2 separate regions of the Mus musculus genome follow, and region 2 is linked to region 1. A link is a loop called in an ENCODE intact Hi-C map of the cell type or tissue named here. Cell type or tissue: gastrocnemius. All regions are shown on one strand. Each heading gives the region's core, and the rest is flanking DNA. Links, peaks and the distances in the headings are about the cores only. Region 1 has its middle 54 kb from the start of 1500009L16Rik. Region 2 overlaps Appl2 (adaptor protein, phosphotyrosine interaction, PH domain and leucine zipper containing 2).

Region 1 (9,352 bases), core at 969-8,968:
ATCTCTGTCTTGCACTCTTTCTTGATCCACTCTCATGAGCCACCAACACAGACTGAAGGGCTGTAACCTCCCGCAAGTCTACTTGGAGCTATCCAGCTACAGTGCTCTGAGGTCAATGGGGTCAGTTTGTTACGCTAAAATATAAGAAATCAGAATCCTGTATCCTTATTTGATCACGAGTTCTTTTCTCCCTTTTCTTTCATCTCTAAGGTGTGTGTCAGTATAATTGAGGGATCTCTCTGTCTCTGTCTCTGTCTCTGTCTCTCTCTCTCCCTTTACCTTTTCTCAACAAGGTCTCATGTAGCTTAGGCTAGCCTTGAACTTGCTATGTAGTCAAGGATGGAAAGAGAAAGTGGGCCAGGGAGATGGAACTCATAACCACCACAGCCCATAAGTTCTCTAGGTAGTTGCACAAATAACCTTTGGTTTGGGGGGTTGTTTTGTTTGCTTGCTTGGTTGGCTGGCTAGCTGACTGGTTGGTTTGGTTTGTTGTTTTGTTTTGTTTTGTTTTGTTTTGTTTTGTTTTGTTTTGTTTTGTTTTGCAGTGGTAGTGATGGTATTGGTTTTTGCTTTGTCGGGTTTTGTTTCTTGTTTTGTCTTTTTGATTTGATTAATCCCAACAGGTTCAAGCTGGCCTGAAACTCATGGCAATCCTCCTGCCTCAGCTTTCTAAGTGCTAGAATTACAGGTGCAAGCCACGCCTTCACGTCATGTTTCTTTACTTGTTATTAAACCTATGTATCTGTGTCTGTATGGGTGGTGGGGATGTGAGTTTGTCACAGTGCACCTGTGTGGAGTCAGAGACAGGGCATGGCTGTGTCAGCACTTTCCATCAGCCACATAGGACCAAGGATAGAACTCCGGTTGTCAAGCTTGCCAGCAAGAGACTTTGCCCATCGAAGCATCTGGCTGCAGCAGATATTCTAATAGTTCTCTTTTCAATCACAGCATAGTGGAACTCACGCAGAGGTAGAGAGAGTCTGTAGGAAGCTTCAACCCTAACAACCACCACCACTAATGATACCATTCTCTAGTGATAATGTGTTGGCTCAGGGGGATTTATTGAAGAAGATGTAGACAGACAGCTTTTAAATCAAACATGAATGAATTGCTCTCAAAATACTCATCTCCCAAGCTCAGCTCTGAGAACCACACAGCTTTTTCAGCCCTAAGTCTAAATGTCATCAGAATCCTCCCAAAAACATATGATAAGGTCTGTGACAGAAATTCCCCTTTCCTGGTACCAATCTCCATCTTAGTTAGAGGTTCTGTTGCTGTGATAAAACACCATGAGCAAAAGCAACTGGAAAGAAGAGGTTTATTTCATCTCATACTTGCTGGTGACAGCCCATCACCAAGGGAACTCCGGGCAGGAACTAAGACCCCCGAAGCTGGGCTTCCGTTCAAGTTCCAGGGTGAGCTGGCCAGCACCCCAATGACTCAAGAGAAAACCACACCTGATGCAAACTGCAAGAGGTTTTATTATCAGCTAGCTGAGGACGAACTCCTTCCGCAGTGCAGGGCAGGGGAGTTCGACCCCCAGCAGCAACAGTAGAAGGCTTTTAACAGCTAGCTGAGGAATTGGGAGGAGTTGGGAGGAGAGTTGGGAGGAGTTGGGCGGAGTCTGGCTACTGCTCTTCTCTGGCGGAGGGAGGGGAGGGGTGTCCTTGGCACAGGAAGCCAGGCAAGCACCTGGCTAGGTCTTTTTTACAATTATCGCATCTCTGATTATAAGGTATTGAAACAACAACAACAACAAAAAAAGCTTTTTGCTGGCTATAGAGAACAAAGAGTTTCTTTTTAGCTGTATTTTTAGAGATCAGGGAAAACAAGCTTGGGGGAATGTTTTAGGGGCTTTACCTCCCAGGGACAAATGCTCTAAGTCGGGGTCTCACAGAACCAAGAAGCAGTAGCTGAGGCATAGAAACTGGAGGGTCGCTCTGTGATGGCTTGTTCCCAGTACTTTCTCAGCCTGCTTTCTTACTGCCCTCAGGACCGACCTGCCCAGGGGTGGCACTGCCTAACCCTCCTTTTAGAAAATGCACCACAGGCTCGCCTACAGAACAATCTGCAGGAACATTTTCTCACTTGAGTTTCTCTTGTTAGCTTGTGTCAAGTTGGAATAAAACTAGCCAGCACAGATAGGAACTCTTATTTCCCACTCCTCTTGTATCCTGTGGGAAGATTTTTTAAGACGGACTCCCCATTGGGCATGCTCAACTTGACTTTTTTCTCCCAGGCAGCCTTGCCCACAGGAAGCACAGTCTCTGCTTCTCTGGGTGAGCAAGTCATGTGGAGAGTAAGCATACACAGAATGCTCCAGACTGTTGATCTGATCATTTGTTTCCACTATGGGGCCCTGGAAAGTGCTCTCAATCTTAAGGTCAAGTTAAAGTATTCCAGTTATAAGACTTTGGGATGGCAAGGTGTCTCAGATGGTGTAGGCACTCTGATGACCCAAGTTTGATTCCCCAGGGCCCACATGTGGTGAAAGGAGCAAGCAAGTTCCTAAAAGTTGTCCTCTGATCTCCACAGGGGTGTGTGTGTGTGTGTGCAAACCTACACAAATGTGTGTGACCTACACAAATGTGTGTGTGCATGCACACCCAATACATAAAGTTTTAAAATAGACATTGAATAAAAATAAAAATGACCGTCTCAAGGAGAGTTGGCAAATCTGTTGCCTAGAGTAATATAATCCAAGAGTTCTGCATTCTTATAAATTTATATATAAAACTATTGCAACAGACTGCTTGCTACAGTTTCATTGGTCCACAGAACAGTTCGGAGATCAACTCATTATCCAACCTTTACATTATCCAGTGCAGTCAAGAACTGTAACGAGCAAGAAACACTCCAGCTGCAGGTGTTTAGCATTGCTGTGGCATCCTGACTGTGCAGGACCTGCTTTAAGAGACCAATGTGTCCTGAGTGACTACAGTGTCTATCTCTCCACAGGGTAAGGAATTGGTGGCCTCGGTCTTTGTGACATTTTAAATCCCTTTGTGGCACCACAAAGTGGATGAATTGAAGTAATGAAAGGAGGAACCAGCTAGATGGCTCAGTGGGTAGAGGTGTTGGCCGCCAACCCTGACAACTTGAGTTTCACGACTTGAGTTCAATTCCCAGGACCCGGTGGGAGAGAATGGACTCCTTCAAATTGTCCTCTGAACTCCACACATGACCCGCTGCCTGTGTACCCTCACCCATACACATGTAAATAACGTGTCATTTAAATTTTAAATAACAGAAGTGTGTTATTTCCCCCAAATAGAGGCTAAAAGTCCCCAGTGGCTGTGCACTCTGCAGCAGAAGCACCCTCCTTGCTCCCTTTAGCTCCTGGCATTACCCACAATCCCTGACTTCCGTGTGTATCTGTTTTCTCCCCCTGCAAGAACACTCGTCATTGGGTCCGATGCACCTGCCCTTGTCCATTGTAACCTCATTCCCCCTGATGAGATCTGCACAGCCCTAGCTTCTAAATTAGGGTACATTTAGAGGTTCTGTGTGGACATGAATTGGGAGCAGTGCACAACATTTAGGAAAAGAGAATCAGAAGGCCCAGGCATCGCCTGTGTGGGAGTGAGAAATTATGGTCTGGCTCAGGAAAGATGCCTAGAAAGTATGCAAGCTACTATTCACTTACATACTGCACCATCCATGCGAGAGGCAGTCGAATGTTAAAAACAGCAACGACACACATGCAAACGGACCCGTGTGTTCCACAGCCATGTCTGTCACAGACTCAGTCCTGTGTGTTATTGATGTACTGATATCACTGGACGCTTACCCTGTAGCGGGACTTTTCGTCACTGTCTGAGTATTAAGTCGTCTCACCTTCAAGTTATTTGTCTGTGGGTCCTCATTCACCTTAACTGTAGGATGCAAATATCTGTTCTTGTGTAACAGTCGTCCTCAGCCTGTGAGCTACGACCCTCTTGGGGGTCCAACTACCCTTTCACGGGGGTCACTAAGACCATCGGAAAACACAGGTATTTATATTACAATTCATAACAGCAGCAACGTTACAGTTATGAAGTGACAAAAAAAATAATTTTATGGTTGGGGGTCAGCACAACATGAGGGACTGTTTTAAAGGGTCACAGCGTTAGGAAGGGTGAGAACCATGGCTCTATACCAAGACTGTCGTGGGAATCCAGTTGGTTAACCTGCATGTAATAAGCATTTCAGACATAGACTTTTAAAGTCTTTGTTACAGACACTGACTCCGTTCTATGCATAAGGAAACAGGGACAGGGGAAAGCTAAATAAAGTGTCCAACGTTCAGAGCTAGCAGCTAGGGAAGCCTGCTGGGCTAGGATGGAAACAAGGAATAGGCCCATCAAAACACGGAGAGAGATCAAGCCGCTATTAGATGCTCTGGCCACCAGAGGGCAGGAGATGCATGTATTAGAAAGGCATAACCAGCCACAACTTTTTTTTTTTTTTTTTTTTTTTTGTCCGTTTTCTACATTAAAAACTGAAAGTTTTCCTGGGCATGGTGACACACACCTTTAATCCCAGCACTTCGGAAGTAGAGACATGCGGATTCCTGAGTTTCAGGCCAGCCTGGTCTACAGAGTGAAATCCGTGACAGCTAGGGCCACACAGAGAAACTCTATCTTGGGTTGAAGGGACGGGGACAGGGGTCCGAAAGCTTTACCTAACCCAGTGGTCCGTGCTGTATCACAACACTTGAGAGATGAAGGCAGCACAATGAGTCTATCCCCCACCACACAGTGAGTTCAAGGCCAGCTTTGACTATGTGAGATTCTGTCTTTAAAACCAAAAATCAGAAACCTGAAAGTTTTGTTGTAAACTTTATACCAATCATTAAAGAAGCTGGTTCAACGTTGTCTATAACCATAAAGATGAGGCACTTGCTGTGAGTATCTAATTCGATCACATCTGTACATGTCTAGAAAGCTGACCAGCAGATGAAATGCCAGCCAGCATTACATTCAATAGCAGCTCCACTAGGTGAACCCTGCCTGGGCTGAGCCCACTGTGCGCACGGGTGGTATTCACTGAGGAACGAGAAGCAGGGACCCTCCAGGTACAAGATGGTGCTGGTGTGGCCTGCAGCATTAGAGAGGGAAAGAGATTGGGGGTGGGGGGAGGACCTCAGAAAATACTGGAACAAAGGAATGCGGCTGAGCTTGGAAAGCCTTGTGGTGAGCTGTCCCTTGGGGTCAGCATAGAGGCCTGTTGTATAGCCTCCCTCATTGTAGACCATCCCGTGCCTTTGGAGAATATGAAGGGAAGGAAGAGAAATGGCCAATCCCTGTGCAATATCCCTACAAACCTGAGAACAGCGTTTAAACTATGAGCCCATGGCATACACTTCAGATTCAAACCATTGGGGCTGTACAGGGTGGGGCTTCTCTGGTGGAAGCCGGCCTTTAGGACTGGGTCTTAAAGGTTACACAGCTGCTGACTCGGGACCCTGGCTTTGTCTCACCACAATCTCTCTCCTCCGTAAGCGCCCCCATTCTGTCCCCAGTACGAAGGAGTGAAATCCCCAGAGGCAACGTTAATCTTTTCTCCCAGGATAGTTTCTTAACTGTCAACTTGACCCAAACAAGGATCACCCGTGGAAAGGATTCTTAATTAAAAACTTGTCCAAATTGGGTTGGGTGGTGGCATTGTCTTGTTAATTGGTGTGGGGACCTCTGTGCCACTGTGAGTGATGACACTCCTACTTGGGGGTTCTGGACCGTCTAAGAGAAGAAGGCAATCAAGTAGGCCTGTGTGCATTCATTGCTGTCTGCCCTCAACTGTGGATACGTGTGAGCAGGCTGTTATGTGTCACTCTCCAATGATGGGCTGTACACTGAAGGTAAGTGGGTGTATTAGTCAGGGTTCTCTAGAGTCACAGAACTCACGGATAGTCTCTAGTTAGTAAAGGAATCTATTGATAACTTACAGTCGGCAGCCCAATTCCTTACAATTGTTCAGTCGCAGCTGTGAATGGAAGTCCAAGGATCTAGCAGTTACTCAGTCTCACACGGCAAGCAGGCGAAGGAGCAAGAGCAAGAGCTAGACTCCCTTCTTCCAATGTCCTTATATTGTCTCCAGCAAAAGGTGTAGCCCAGATTAAAGGTGTGTTCCACCACACCTTTAATCCCAGATGAAAGGCATAGCCCAGATTAAAGGTGTGTTCCTTAACTCGGAGATTCAATCTTCTGGAATCCATAGCCACTGTGGCTCAAGATCTTCAAACCAAGATCCAGATAAGCATCTCCAAGCCTCCAGATAAGGGTCACTGGTGAGCCTTCCAATTCCGGATTGTAGTTCATTCCAAATATTGTCAAGTTGACAACCAGGAATAGCCACTACAATCCACCCCTTGTCAACTTGACACAAATAATATCTCATGTTCACATGAAACAATAACAAGGTTGTAAATACGCCTAACATGATATAACTATCCCTCGTACAATCGCAAACGCATTAGTAAATTTACAATGGGCATTCATATTACTTTATAATCCTCGTTTCTGCAACTGGTTACGTGGCCTTAATTGGTATTTATAACTACCTTCCTCTACTACCCATTCTGTATTTCCTTCACCTTCAGCCAGCACCTCAGCAGGTCTTGGCTCTTTTCCTGGAGGATTGACCCATACCTTCATTCCTGATGGGTGTGCGTCCTTTGTCATCCTGCTTGGATTAGGCTGTTGTAGTTTCCCATTGACTTTAATCACAGGACATGGTAGTACTAAGAGACGCCCTAAGGGATCTCCTGCACTCCAGACATAATCTTGCTTACCACCATTGTGAAGAGGTAATCCAATTTCCCCATGGTAATCTGGATCTATCACCCCTCCTAACACTGTTATTCCTTTTTTAGCCTGTTGGTTTAAGGGCATTAGAAGCCCAAAATGACCAGGGGGAAGTCTGAGCTTCCAGTTCAATGAAATGTTTGTTGTAGCTCCTGGTAGGAGCACTCCCCTCTCTGGAGCCAAAACTTCTAAGCCAGCAGAACCTAGAGTTATGGGGACAGGAAGCAAAAATTTTCCTAGAGGGTCACTAGGAGTGATAGTAAGTGGAACTATTCCGTTTTCCACCCCTTGATTCCTGGACCCATGAATCCTGGCTATGGGTGAAACTGTACCATATATCGAGCGCTGATTCAAAGCATATACTGCCTTCTGAAGAACTCTGCCCCAACCTTCCAAGCTGTTACCACCTAATTGGCGCTGTAACTGCGTCTTCAAAAGGCCATTCCATCTTTCTATCAGCCCAGCTGCTTCAGGATGATGGGGAATGTGGTAAGACCAGTGAATTCCATGATCGTGAGCCCACTGTCGTACTTCTCTGGCTGTGAAATGAGTTCCTTGGTCAGAAGCAATACTGTGTGGAATACCATGACGATAGATGAGGCATTCTGTCAGTCCGTGAATGGTGGTTTTAGCAGAGGCATTACGTGCAGGAAAGGCAAATCCATAACCAGAATAAGTATCTACTCCAGTAAGAACAAAACGCTGTCCTTTCCACGAAGGAAGTGGTCCAATGTAGTCAACCTGCCACCAGGTTGCTGGCTGGTCACCTCGAGGAATGGTGCCATATCTGGGGCTCAGTGTTGGTTTCTGCTGTTGGCAGATCTGGCAATCAGCAGCAGCAGTAGCCAGGTCAGCTTTGGTGAGTGGAAGCCCGTGTTGCTGAGCCCAAGCATAACCTCCATCTCGACCACCATGACCACTTTGTTCATGTGCCCATTGAGCAATGACAGGGATGGCTGGGGAGAGAGGCTGACTGTCCACAGAACGGGTCATCTTATCTACTTGATTATTGAACTCCTCCTCGGCTGAAGTCACCTTTTGGTGAGCATTTACATGGGACACAAATATCTTCACATCCTTTGCCCATTTGGAGAGATCTATCCACATACTTCTTCCCCAGATGTCTTTCTCACCAATTTTCCAATTGTGATCTTTCCAAGTCCCTGACCATCCAGCCAATCCATTGGCTACAGCCCATGAGTCAGTGAATAATCGTACATCTGGCCACTTCTTCTTACAAACAAACTGTAATACCATGTGTACTGCCCGAAGTTCTGCCCACTGTGAAGATTTCCCTTCACCTGTGTCTTTCAAGGTTGTCCCAGAAAGGGGTTGTAATGCTGCAGCTGTCCACTTCTGGGTGGTGCCTGCATAACGTGCAGAGCCATCAGTAAACCAGGCTCTAGTCTTCTCCTCTTCGGTCAGTTGATCATAGGGAACACCCCATGAGGCTATAGGTGCATGCTTGGCAGCAGATGGCATTGTAACAGGAGTAGAAACCATAGGCATTTGAGCAACTTCTTCATGTAACTTGCTTGTGCCTTCAGGACCTGCTCTGGCCCGATCACGTATATACCACTTCCATTTGATAATAGACTGCTGCTGTGCACGTCCCACTTTATGACTTGCAGGGTCTGATAGTACCCAGCTCATGATGGGTAGTTCAGGTCGCATAGTGACTTGGTGTCCTATTGTCAGACGTTCAGTTTCCACTAAGGCCCAATAGCAGGCCAAGAGCTGTTTTTCAAAGGGAGAATAGTTGTCTGCAGATGATGGTAGAGCTTTGCTCCAAAATCCCAAAGGCCTTTTCTGTGATTCACCTACAGGGGCCTGCCAGAGGCTCCAAACAGCATCTCTATCAGCCACAGACACCTCAAGTACCATCGGATCTGCTGGGTCATATGGTCCAAGTGGTAGAGCAGCCTGCACAGCAGCCTGGACCTGTTGAAGGGCCTTCTCCTGTTCCAGGCCCCACACAAAGCTAGCAGCTTTCCGAGTCACTTGGTAAATAGGCCTAAGTAACACACCCAAGTGAGGGATGTGTTGTCTCCAGAATCCAAATAGACCCACTAAACGTTGTGCTTCTTTCTTGGTTGTAGGAGGGGCCAGGTGCAATAACTTATCTTTCACCTTAGAAGGAATATCTCTGCATGCTCCACACCACTGGACTCCTAAGAATTTCACTGAGGTAGATGGTCCTTGAATTTTGGTTGGATTTATTTCCCATCCTCTGATACGCATATGTGTTACCAATGAGTCCAAAGTGGTTGCTACTTCCTGCTCACTTGGTCCAATCAGCATAATGTCATCAATATAGTGCACCAATGTGATATTTTGTGGAAGATCCAAACGATCAAGATCCCTTCTAACTAAATTATGACACAGGGCAGGAGAGTTAATATATCCTTGAGGCAAAACTGTGAAGGTATACTGTTGGCCTTGCCAACTGAAAGCAAATTGCTTCTGGTGGTCCTTATGGACAGGTACTGAGAAGAAGGCATTTGCCAGATCAATAGCCGCATACCAGGTGCCAGGAGATGTGTTAATTTGCTCAAGTAAGGAAACTA
Region 2 (9,352 bases), core at 956-8,955, 160 kb after region 1:
GGTTCTCCCTGTTATACAGTTTCGAGAGAAGGATCTCACAGGTAAAGTAGCAGGTGCAATGCAGTTACCTTCTGAAGGTTCACCTACCCACCCGTAATTCTTACTGCATCCACTCCTTTCAACACGAGGCTGTGGAGCATGCTTTTAAAGCAGTTTCATTCAGCAAACTTTCTTGATTCTGTACGTTCCTGGTTCAACAGAGGGAGGCCACGGGCAAACAAAACAGATCAAACAGATCAAACAAAATCATGCTGCAGAAGGGATGGCCACGGGCTGGAGAAAGCACTCCAGAGGCCTCCTGGGTGTGGGTGGTCTGAGCTGGAGTCTGAGTGCACTGTAGATGTTGGCAGGTGGCTAGGGATGCCAGGGTGGGGGCAGCTGTTCCTGAGAAGGATGGGCACGGGGACTGTGAGGTGGAAGCTTGGAGAGAGGAGGATGGGCGGTGCCAGGCGCTCCCTGTGGAGGCTGAGGGCAGGGCAGACGCGAGCACTGGGCGCCTGGGGTACACCTGTGAGCACAGTCCTGTGAAGCCCATGCTTAGTGCTGAGTGAGGAAGTCTAATAAGTGGTCCCCTCCCTCCTGAGTAGCCTTCTGAGTGGATTCAGTTCTTAAACTGAAGGAGAACTGTACCATAAGTTTAGATGTATTTGAAATCAGAAGTAGTCCAAATGAAGAGTAAAAATTCATTGTCTGGAGAAAAATTGGTAATAGTGAATCAAAATGCTCTAATTTCATTTATTACTTAGACAGTAAAGAATTGTGTATGGTTATTGAAACAATAGAGATTAGCATGACCCCTGTGCAAAGACATGAGAATTTGTGAAACATTCCATATTAGAAAAAAGAAAAACATACAAACACACAAAAAATTGTATTTGAGAAAACTGACTAAAAGCAAACAAAACCAAAAAGTACAACCTTAATTTAAAATACACATACACACATACTATTAGGCTGAAGAAATGGCTCAGTGGTTAAGTACACTGGCTGCTTTTGCAAAAGACCCAGTTGGTTCCCAGGACCCAAATGGTGGCCTACAACTGTCTGTGACTCTAGTTCCCGAGATCCGACACTGCCTTCTGGCCTCCATGGGCACCAGGCATGCACATGGTACACAGACATGTTCATAAAAGATAATAACCTTAATTTAAAATATATGTAATCTTACGTTCTCTTCTAGGTAGAGAAGCTATAGTAAATGTATGGGCAAATACTAAAAATGGAATTCCCGCTGGCTCTCCTTGTGTCACCTGAGGTTGTGACAATGATTGCACTGCTTTAAGCCCCGCCCAGTGCCCCTTTGACAATCCTAATATTTCATAACTAAAAAGTACAAAGTAATGAACTGGTTTGATGGTGCGCACCTGCCGTCCCAGCGCCTGCGAGACATAGTCAGGAAGATGAGCCGCTCATGGTCATCCTCGGCCACAGACCAAGCATGAGGCCAGCCTAGGTTACATGAGACGTACCCCAAAAAAGTCAAAAGGGAAAAAGAAGTAATGTATGTGGCAGACTGCAGGTCTGTGTCCTGTGTGTCTGGGAGCAGAGGGGAGGGGTGCACAGCCTAGACTCAGCAAGTCCAGCAGCCCTTGTGACAGTGGCCTTCCTGACCAACTTCTGAGACCTACAATCTTGAGTTTACAGTTGCTTACAGTGGCCATTCTTTTGCAAAGGAGAATAAAAATGTTCAATTAGTAATAAAAACAAACATTTCTTATCTATGAAAACCTAATCAAATCACCCTGTTATCATGACTCAAAGACAGAAACTTGAAGCATTTGGCCCCAGCCAAATGTAAATCCAGTTGCAGTCTGCTTACATAGTGCCTTAGCATACACCTTACTGCCTGTTTAATTTTAAATTTGTTTGAATTTATATATGGATGCTTTTCCTGATTGTATATATGTGTGCCTGGGGTCTCCAGAGTCAGAAAAGGGCACCTGATGCCCTGGAACTGGAGTTACAGATATTGTGAACCTCCTGTCTAGGTGCTAGGAACCAAGCCTGAACGAGCCCTCTAAAAGAGCAGTAAGCGCTTTGAGCCACTGAGCTGTCTCTCCAGTTCCATAAATGTTTGGCTTAAGCTGGCCTTGAACTCATGATCCTCCTGCCTCCACCTCATATCATCAGCATCCACCACAGCCAGCTTTACTGCCTTTCATTCATCTTTGCCCCAGTGGAAGTACACCTGAGGAGAGCACGGGACACTATCAAGCTGTTGGAAGACAGCTCTACTCTAATTGGAGTAAAAGCAGAAAGAATGGAAATGTGGGAAGGAAGGGGAGAGCAGCCCAGCCCCAGGGAGAGTGAGACCAGCATAGAAGCTGTAGTGTCCTCTTGTGTGGATTATGTCAGGAAGGTGGGAATTGTCACTCCTTCAGGGTCTCTTCTATGTTCTGTGTTCTTCAGTGTTTCCTCTCGCTGTCGTCATTCTCTTGGCGACCTTTCTGTCAGTTTGGTTTGGGGATTAAGTCATCTTGTGCATGACGGGTGAGGTGCCATGCTGTGGGGTCATGATTATTGGTGTTGGCTTGTGGCTGTGCACTGTGCCAGTTTGTATCATTTTCACTGGAACCAGCACCATGCCCACTGGTGATTTATAAGTCAGGTTTCTACAGTGGTGGCAACAGGAAACATACGGGAAGATGGCCTAAGACACTTGAGGGCTTCAGCTTATAGGCCAGTATAGCTTATACTTCCAGGATAAGTACCTGACCATGTCCTGTCCACCCATCCCCAGGAGTCCATCTCCCTTACAGACCCTTGGGGGTGAAGTGTGATGGTAGCCACTAGGCCAGGGTTTGTGGGAGCTGAGGAGCGAGGGGCTGTGGACAGAGCATGTGCCCTGGCTTCTTCACATGGCTCCAGCTCTTCTGCTCTGACATCTTTTCTTTTCCTTTGTTCAGAAGTCAGCACTTTGAAGGATCTCTTTGGACTTGCCAGCAGCGGTAGGCATTTTTTCATTCTTGGTGCATGGGCTTCGGCTGTGCATGAGTGTCGTGGGGGCAGGCTAGACAACCATTGTTCTTGCCCTTTGACCCTTCCCGGTGCTCAAATGTCTTTTATTTTTAGAGCACGACCTGTCAATGGCAAAGTATAGCAGGCTCCCTAAGAAGAAGGAGAACGAGAAGGTGGGTGTTCCTTCAGTCACGTCATGGACCTCAGCTCCTTCTGTGACTTCTGTGAGCTTGTGGCATGGCTGCTGTGTGGTGGAGCTCTGCTCCTTTCCTGAGTCTGCACCTTCACATTCTTCTGTACCTCGTGTGTACAGCTCATCACAATTCTGTGCACTGTTTCGGAGCCACTGTAAATTCTGACCGTGTGCTGACTGACTTCTCTGTGGTGCTCTGTCCTGCTGTCTGACCCCGTACTGATCAGTCTCTTGAGCTCCCGTTTAGCTGCCGGCTGATGTTTTAGTATCCCAGGCAACGGAGTCTGTCTTCATGCACACACTTGTTAGTTCTGCTCGTGACTCCCTTGAGCTGAGCTACGCCCGGGACTATATATAGACTTTTGCATGGACCAGGTGTGTGTGGCTTGGGCACTTGCTGCTGAACCATTTTCCCAAAGAGTATCAGTGGGCACTGCCGCTCGCAGGGTATTGGCTTTGCCTCATACAGTCTCGGGGACCGGGGTGCTGTCGTGTTGTGATTTCACTGGGGCTCCTTTTTAAGTTAAGGTGGAACCTTCTCTCTGCGCCATTCTGCTGGTCATGGAAATGTTTATGATGAACAACCAACTATGTGTGAAAGTTTGTGCTCTGGCAAAATTCCCAGACCCTGTGAGCGACTTGGGTTCCCTTTCCCTCTTCCCAGGCGAAGACGGAAATTGTGAAAGAGGTGGCGGCTGCCCGGCGGAAACAGCACCTCTCATCCCTTCAGTACTACTGCGCACTCAACGCACTGCAGTACCGCAAGCGGGCGGCCATGATGGAACCCTTGATAGGCTTTGCCCACGGACAGGTAGGGGATGAGAGGAAACCCCGAAGCAGCCATCAGGAGAAATGGAAGCCTCGTCATGGCAACAGATGCACAATACCCTGGGAAAGTTCCTAGGGCTCAACTGTTACCAGAGCTTCCAGCTGGGCTCGGCCTGTGAGGCCATATGTTCAGGAAGCTATGGCCTCCTCCCAAGCCTCCCTCAGGGAAGAGCCTGCCTGCCTTCCAAGAAAGCGAGTCCTGGTTCTGCTTTCTGCCCAGGCCGCATGGCTGGTGCAGAGCCCGGTGTGTCCACATTGCCTTCACAGTGGCACCGCAGGCTCACCCCAGGAGCCGGGCTGTGCATGTTCCTTTCCTACTCTGCACTGTCAGGCTCACCCTGGCTGGCTCATGTGCAGACGGCATGCCCCTGAAGTTACTGCGTGTGCTCCCTCCCGGGGCCGGGGGAATGGTACCTGTGCTTTCTGAAGTCCTGGGAGGGGGGTGGGGGGGAGGGGGCACTCAGTCAGCATCTTCCCTCCTAGTTAGTGATCTGCTGATCCTTGTCTTAGAGATGCTCCAGTTTAAGGATGTTGACCCAGCTGCCATGGCACAGGCGAGTGGCAGGGGCCGGCATGAGTTTTCCCTGCTTTAGCCCTCCGTGACTCTCAGCCCTTACGTTGTACAAGACAAATGCACCCAGAATCTTAGGTCATTTGATAATCTATGAACCGAAAATGAGGAGAAGAAACAAAATGTTTCTAAGACCTGTTACCAATTGAACACACATGAGCATCTCTGGCTTCTGTATGCATTTTAAATTACATGTATTTGAAAAGAAATACATCAGCTTCACTAAGGGGAAAGGGGTGTGTGCCTGGGCATCTTTAAGCAGCCAGACACAACTGTCTGTTTTCCTGATGTAGTTGCTACATGTTGAATGGGGAGTTCACTGAAGCCAGCTTATTCCTGCAGAGGTATTAACTCAAATAGGGCAATCTAGCCTCTCTGTCATCTGAATAAAGCTGGGTTATCCAAAACTAAGTACTGTCCTGTTGGGCCTTCAGCCCTCGGCAGAGCCACCTAGCTCCCACACAGTGGGCACCGTGCTGACTCTCTGTCCCTCCTTTATTACACCTTGGACCCGACAACTGACCTAGCCATATTAGAGAACTATGCTCTTTGCTCTGTGATTATGTCCTGTGTGCCGTCCCTGCATGGCAGCCTTTGCTGGGGCAGTAATCCCTGCTCACTCACAAGCCCAGGAACATGGAGAGGGAAGATTTGTATATTGTCTCAGTCTGCAGAGCTTGCTTGGTGGTGGACAGTTTCACAGTACCCAAGGGATATGGCCAGCTGTTCTGTGCTTTCTCCCAGCCGAGGACTGACTACACCAGCTCTCCTAGCCAAGCTTTTTAAATGATTGTAGTTTGGCTCCAGGAGGGAAGAGGAGAGTTCAGTGCTGGCACACACGCAACCCCGGCCTGGGAGGGCGGGGCTGTACCATCGGGTGCTGTGGCAGAAGACTGGGGAGAGGCGTTTTGTGTTTCACCTAGAAATTCTCCTCATTCGAGACACAGCTAGAGTTCTCTTGGCTGAGTGTTGCGTGACGCTGTGAGTTGTTGTGTGACTCAGAAGTATGTGCTGTGCCTCAGCCCTCAGGTATCAGCCTATGGGCATCGCCTATGCTAGCTGAAGGTGTGAGAGCACTGCACCCAGCTGTTGGCAGGCCCACTTGGTAGACTGCCCAGGCTTTGTCTCCTGCTTAGGGACGTGGGTTGCACCTGCTGTGGCTTCTCTGGTCCTTAGAACATAGGCTTGAAATTGATTTTAGTTCCGAAGCCTCAGGATGGAGGTTTTTATCAGTTGTATGGATTTTCCAAAATCACACTCTGTGTGTGTGTGTGTGTGTGTGTGTGTGTGTGCGTGCGTGCGTGCGTGCGTGCATGTGGAGAGGGGAGCTTGCACATGCCCTGGCATGCATGTGGAAGTAAGAGGACAACTTCAGGAATCAGTTCCTTTTATCATGTGAGTCCTGCAGACGTGGGGACAGGTGCTCTGAGCCATCTCAACAGCCCTGTGAAATCCTGGAGTGTATAAGTGACCTCTCATGTGTATTTTCAGGGTAAGCCCTAGGCAGTGGGGCTGTAAAGCCCCTCCATTTATTCTGTGCTTGGGATTGGGTCGCTCCAGAGAGCTCACAGTAACTGGAGAGCAAGTCAAAGGCTTAAAGCAATGCTCCAAAGGAGGTCAGCAGGGAAGGACAAGAAACCCCAGATGCTGAGCCATTAGAAATGCCGAAGGCTGATTTAAAAGATGAAAACTAACTGATGAGTATCGTTTGGTTTTTGATGTTGCAGGGATTGGAATGGATTTACAATGTTAAGCTGAATTAGAGGTCAGCAGGCCAGAGCCTCCCACATGTGTATTACCGCGTGGGGATAATCGTGTTCATCGGCTGTCCATACCCTCCCTGACCTCAGGACAGGTGCACACATTCCTGGGTTCTCAGATTAGAGGGAAGACTATCCAGACACTGCTGATAACACCACTCAGGCCACACTCTGCTTCCTGTCTTTGCGGCCTTGTGTCACAGCTGGGAAAGTCTTCACAAGAGAGGGAGGCTGAGCTTTGCAGGCTGGGCAGCTGCATTCTTACCATCTCTCTTTCCCTTGCCTGGCCTGGCACATGTGTTGGCACCCAGACCTAGGAAATGAAGCAAGTAGTCCTTCCTTCAGCACCAAACCTGCAGTTTCATTCCAACTTCCCAGGTCTTCAGGGTACCACTGTCCCATAGGCAGAGAAAGCACCCATCTCAGAACCCTGGGGAGCAGACTGCCTCACCTAGTTTAGCAGCTGCTTAGTGCCAGATCCCCTTTGTGCTGTGGTTGGAAGAGGCTCTTAAAACTGGGCTCTCTAGCTCAGGTTCCCCTCTGCCACAGCTCAGTTCACCATCTGTCCGTGTATGCGGTGTAGGGCCCGGTGAGTGTGCTCAGGCAGGTAGATGGTAGCCCTCAGCGAGGGCAGGCATCTCATGCTGTACTTCATCAGATGCTTGTCCGTGTGCTGCTGGGCCTGAGCATCCCTCAGTCTCCTGAAGGAGCCACCACAAGGCTGCCAGGCTCCACCTTCTCCACTGACAAACTTGGGCCTTCTCAACCAGTGTGCTGGAGGTGGGCGATGGCGAGATGCTGCCTGATTACCAGCAGGAGGCGCTGGCGACCCTCAGTTGTCCCACAAGGTCTCACAGTTCGGGAACTGGCCACTTAGCCTTCCCAGCTGATGTACAGAGTACTGCAATTGTATCTTTCAGATCAACTTTTTCAAGAGAGGAGCAGAGATGTTCTCCAAAAGTATGGACGGCTTCTTGTCATCCGTTAAAGACATGGTTCAGAGGTAATGCTGCTCTCAGGCGAGACCTGGGTTCCTTCTGTCTTCCCAGTCAGTCAGCCTCTCTGGGAGGTGGGGGAGCCTTCTGTCTTCAGAGGTCAACAGAGCCCCATTACCCTGTAGCAGGCCAGGCTCTCCCAACATGAAAACTTGTACTTCCCATGGAGTCCAGGCACTTCTGGTGTCAGAATCGCTTGTGTTGATGTGTGGGTGACACACGCTCTGAGCTTGTGAGAGGTGGAGGTTAGCTTTCCCTCTGGGATTATGGGATCAGCAACCAGAAGTGCTTTAACTTTTGAGGACGTTCTAGCTGTCGTACTAGTTTACCCTAGCCTTCACATTTACTTCAGTGAGCTGTGGTGCAGCCATGGAGTTCATGCTTCAAACCCCCATCACTTTCCTCAGATGGTCTTACCTGTGCTTGGTGGTTGGGAGGGCTGCCCTGGCTCCTGCCCCTGTCCCCTTCCCTGACCCCTGTGACAAGAGTGAGGTGGCTCATGGACCACATCTGCAGACTAGTTTCACCAGAGCATGCATGTGTCACTCTGCGTATCTGTGCAGACTATGTGTGGGTTGGGTTTGGGGAGGGGGTGCTATAGTTTAAGAGATAAAAAATGGCAGGAGGAGGGGACAGGAAGGCCAGAGTTCAAGGCCAGCCTGGAGCACATGAGACCCTTTCAGAACCTCTTACCCTGCCCCCAAAGAGGGAAATACACAGAGTGGAAATGATGGCTGTGGAATCTTCATGTGGAAATGGGGACGTGTTCCTGATGCTGTTACATCCCAGATAGCTGAAAAGGGCCAGGAGGAATTTAGTCAGGTGCGAGTCCATCAGAGGCTCGGAACATGAAGGTAAACCCTGAAGAGCCAGTACCAAGCCCTGAACTTGCCTAGTACCCAGCAGCAGGGAGGGACACAGGTCAGACTTAGTGATGCCAGAGAACAGTTTGTGAAATCCACATCACTTTCTTCCTGTGTAGATGGTTAGTCCTGGGGAATGTTAGAGCACAGTACAGAACCTGCCATTCTGTAAGAGGGCCCGTTCTCTCTCATCTCCTAAGTATAAAGTTTCTGTTTTCTTTTTTAGGCAGGGCTTCATTTTGTAGTCCTGACTGGCCTGGAACTCGCCATATGGACTAGGGTGGCCTCAAACTCAGAAAGATCTGCCTGCCTCTGCTCTGCCTCTGCTTCCTGAGTGCTGGGGTTAGAGGTGCGCATGCATCACCGTGCCTGACGCTAGCACTTGAACACCAGCAGTGTTCTCCAGGCAGGAGGATCTAGTGCTGCCACACTGTGTGCAGGTGCCTGACGTTAGCACCCGGAACACCAGCAGTGTTCTCCAGGCAGGAGGATCTAGTGCTGCCACACTGTGTGCAGGTGCCACCTACCCACAGGAGGCCTCAGGCATTGTCTGGTGCTGGCACTACAGCTTTGCGTTATGCAGGGGGGACTCGGTAGCCTACGTGCTCACATGTTTTCAGAACTCAGCTGAGGGCTGGACAAGGCAGCATGGTTTCAGCCACCCTGAAGAGCTTGGCTTTTTTAGTCCTTAACCCCATGGTGATATATCATGTGCAAGTTAGAAAAATACTTAAACAAAACAAAACAAAAACCCAGCCAGCTTTGAAGAGTTGCAGGTGAAGCAGTTATTTTTCTACTGTGTTCTTTGGGGTCTTGGAAGTTTCTGATTGGTGTAGGATTTTGAGGCTATCTGTATGGGGCTTGGGGAGAGCAGAGCAGCTACTTAAAACCGGAATAGTGTGCCCGGTGTCATACTGCTGCACTTGAGCATATCTCTGAGGACACACGTCTTTCAAGAGACGACTCTGTCCACACAATCTGAAGGACCTCAGTGGGTCTGTCCACAGACTGCCCCAAGAATCCTGTATGTGGCTGTCCTCCTACTCCAGTCTCCACCTTGCCGGGGCACAGTGATATACACCTTTAATTCCAGTACTCAGGAGGCAAAGGCAGGCAAACTCTGTGAGTTTGAGGCCAGCCTGCTTTACATGGTGACACACACACACACACACACACACACACAC

Evidence for each region. A loop is a pair of places that touch in the nucleus more often than their neighbours do. Peaks named below come from ENCODE experiments on the same cell type or tissue, not always from the same donor. Only the 100,000 strongest peaks of a DNase experiment are listed, where the experiment ranks them.
Region 2: a loop joins it to region 1, with 3 times the contacts of the local background. A loop is called at or near these places in 4 of 42 quality-filtered maps.

What each region holds. Positions count from the first base shown.
Region 1 is chr10:83,771,693-83,781,044 of GRCm38, reverse strand. No RefSeq gene overlaps it. Among named protein-coding and RNA genes, the nearest start is that of 1500009L16Rik, 54 kb to the right of the region's middle. In gastrocnemius, for the core only: a CTCF peak has its summit at 4,373 (motif pointing right); a DNase peak (open chromatin) is centred at 4,380.
Region 2 is chr10:83,615,308-83,624,659 of GRCm38, reverse strand. Appl2 (adaptor protein, phosphotyrosine interaction, PH domain and leucine zipper containing 2) reads left to right here. Exons shown (of 21, transcript NM_145220.2): 5 at 1-41; 6 at 2,907-2,948; 7 at 3,073-3,131; 8 at 3,816-3,962; 9 at 7,231-7,313. Among named protein-coding and RNA genes, the nearest start is that of Appl2, 29 kb to the left of the region's middle. In gastrocnemius, for the core only: a CTCF peak has its summit at 7,116 (motif pointing right); DNase peaks (open chromatin) are centred at 4,109, 5,422, 5,619 and 7,091; H3K4me3 peaks cover 247 bases; H3K27ac peaks cover 849 bases.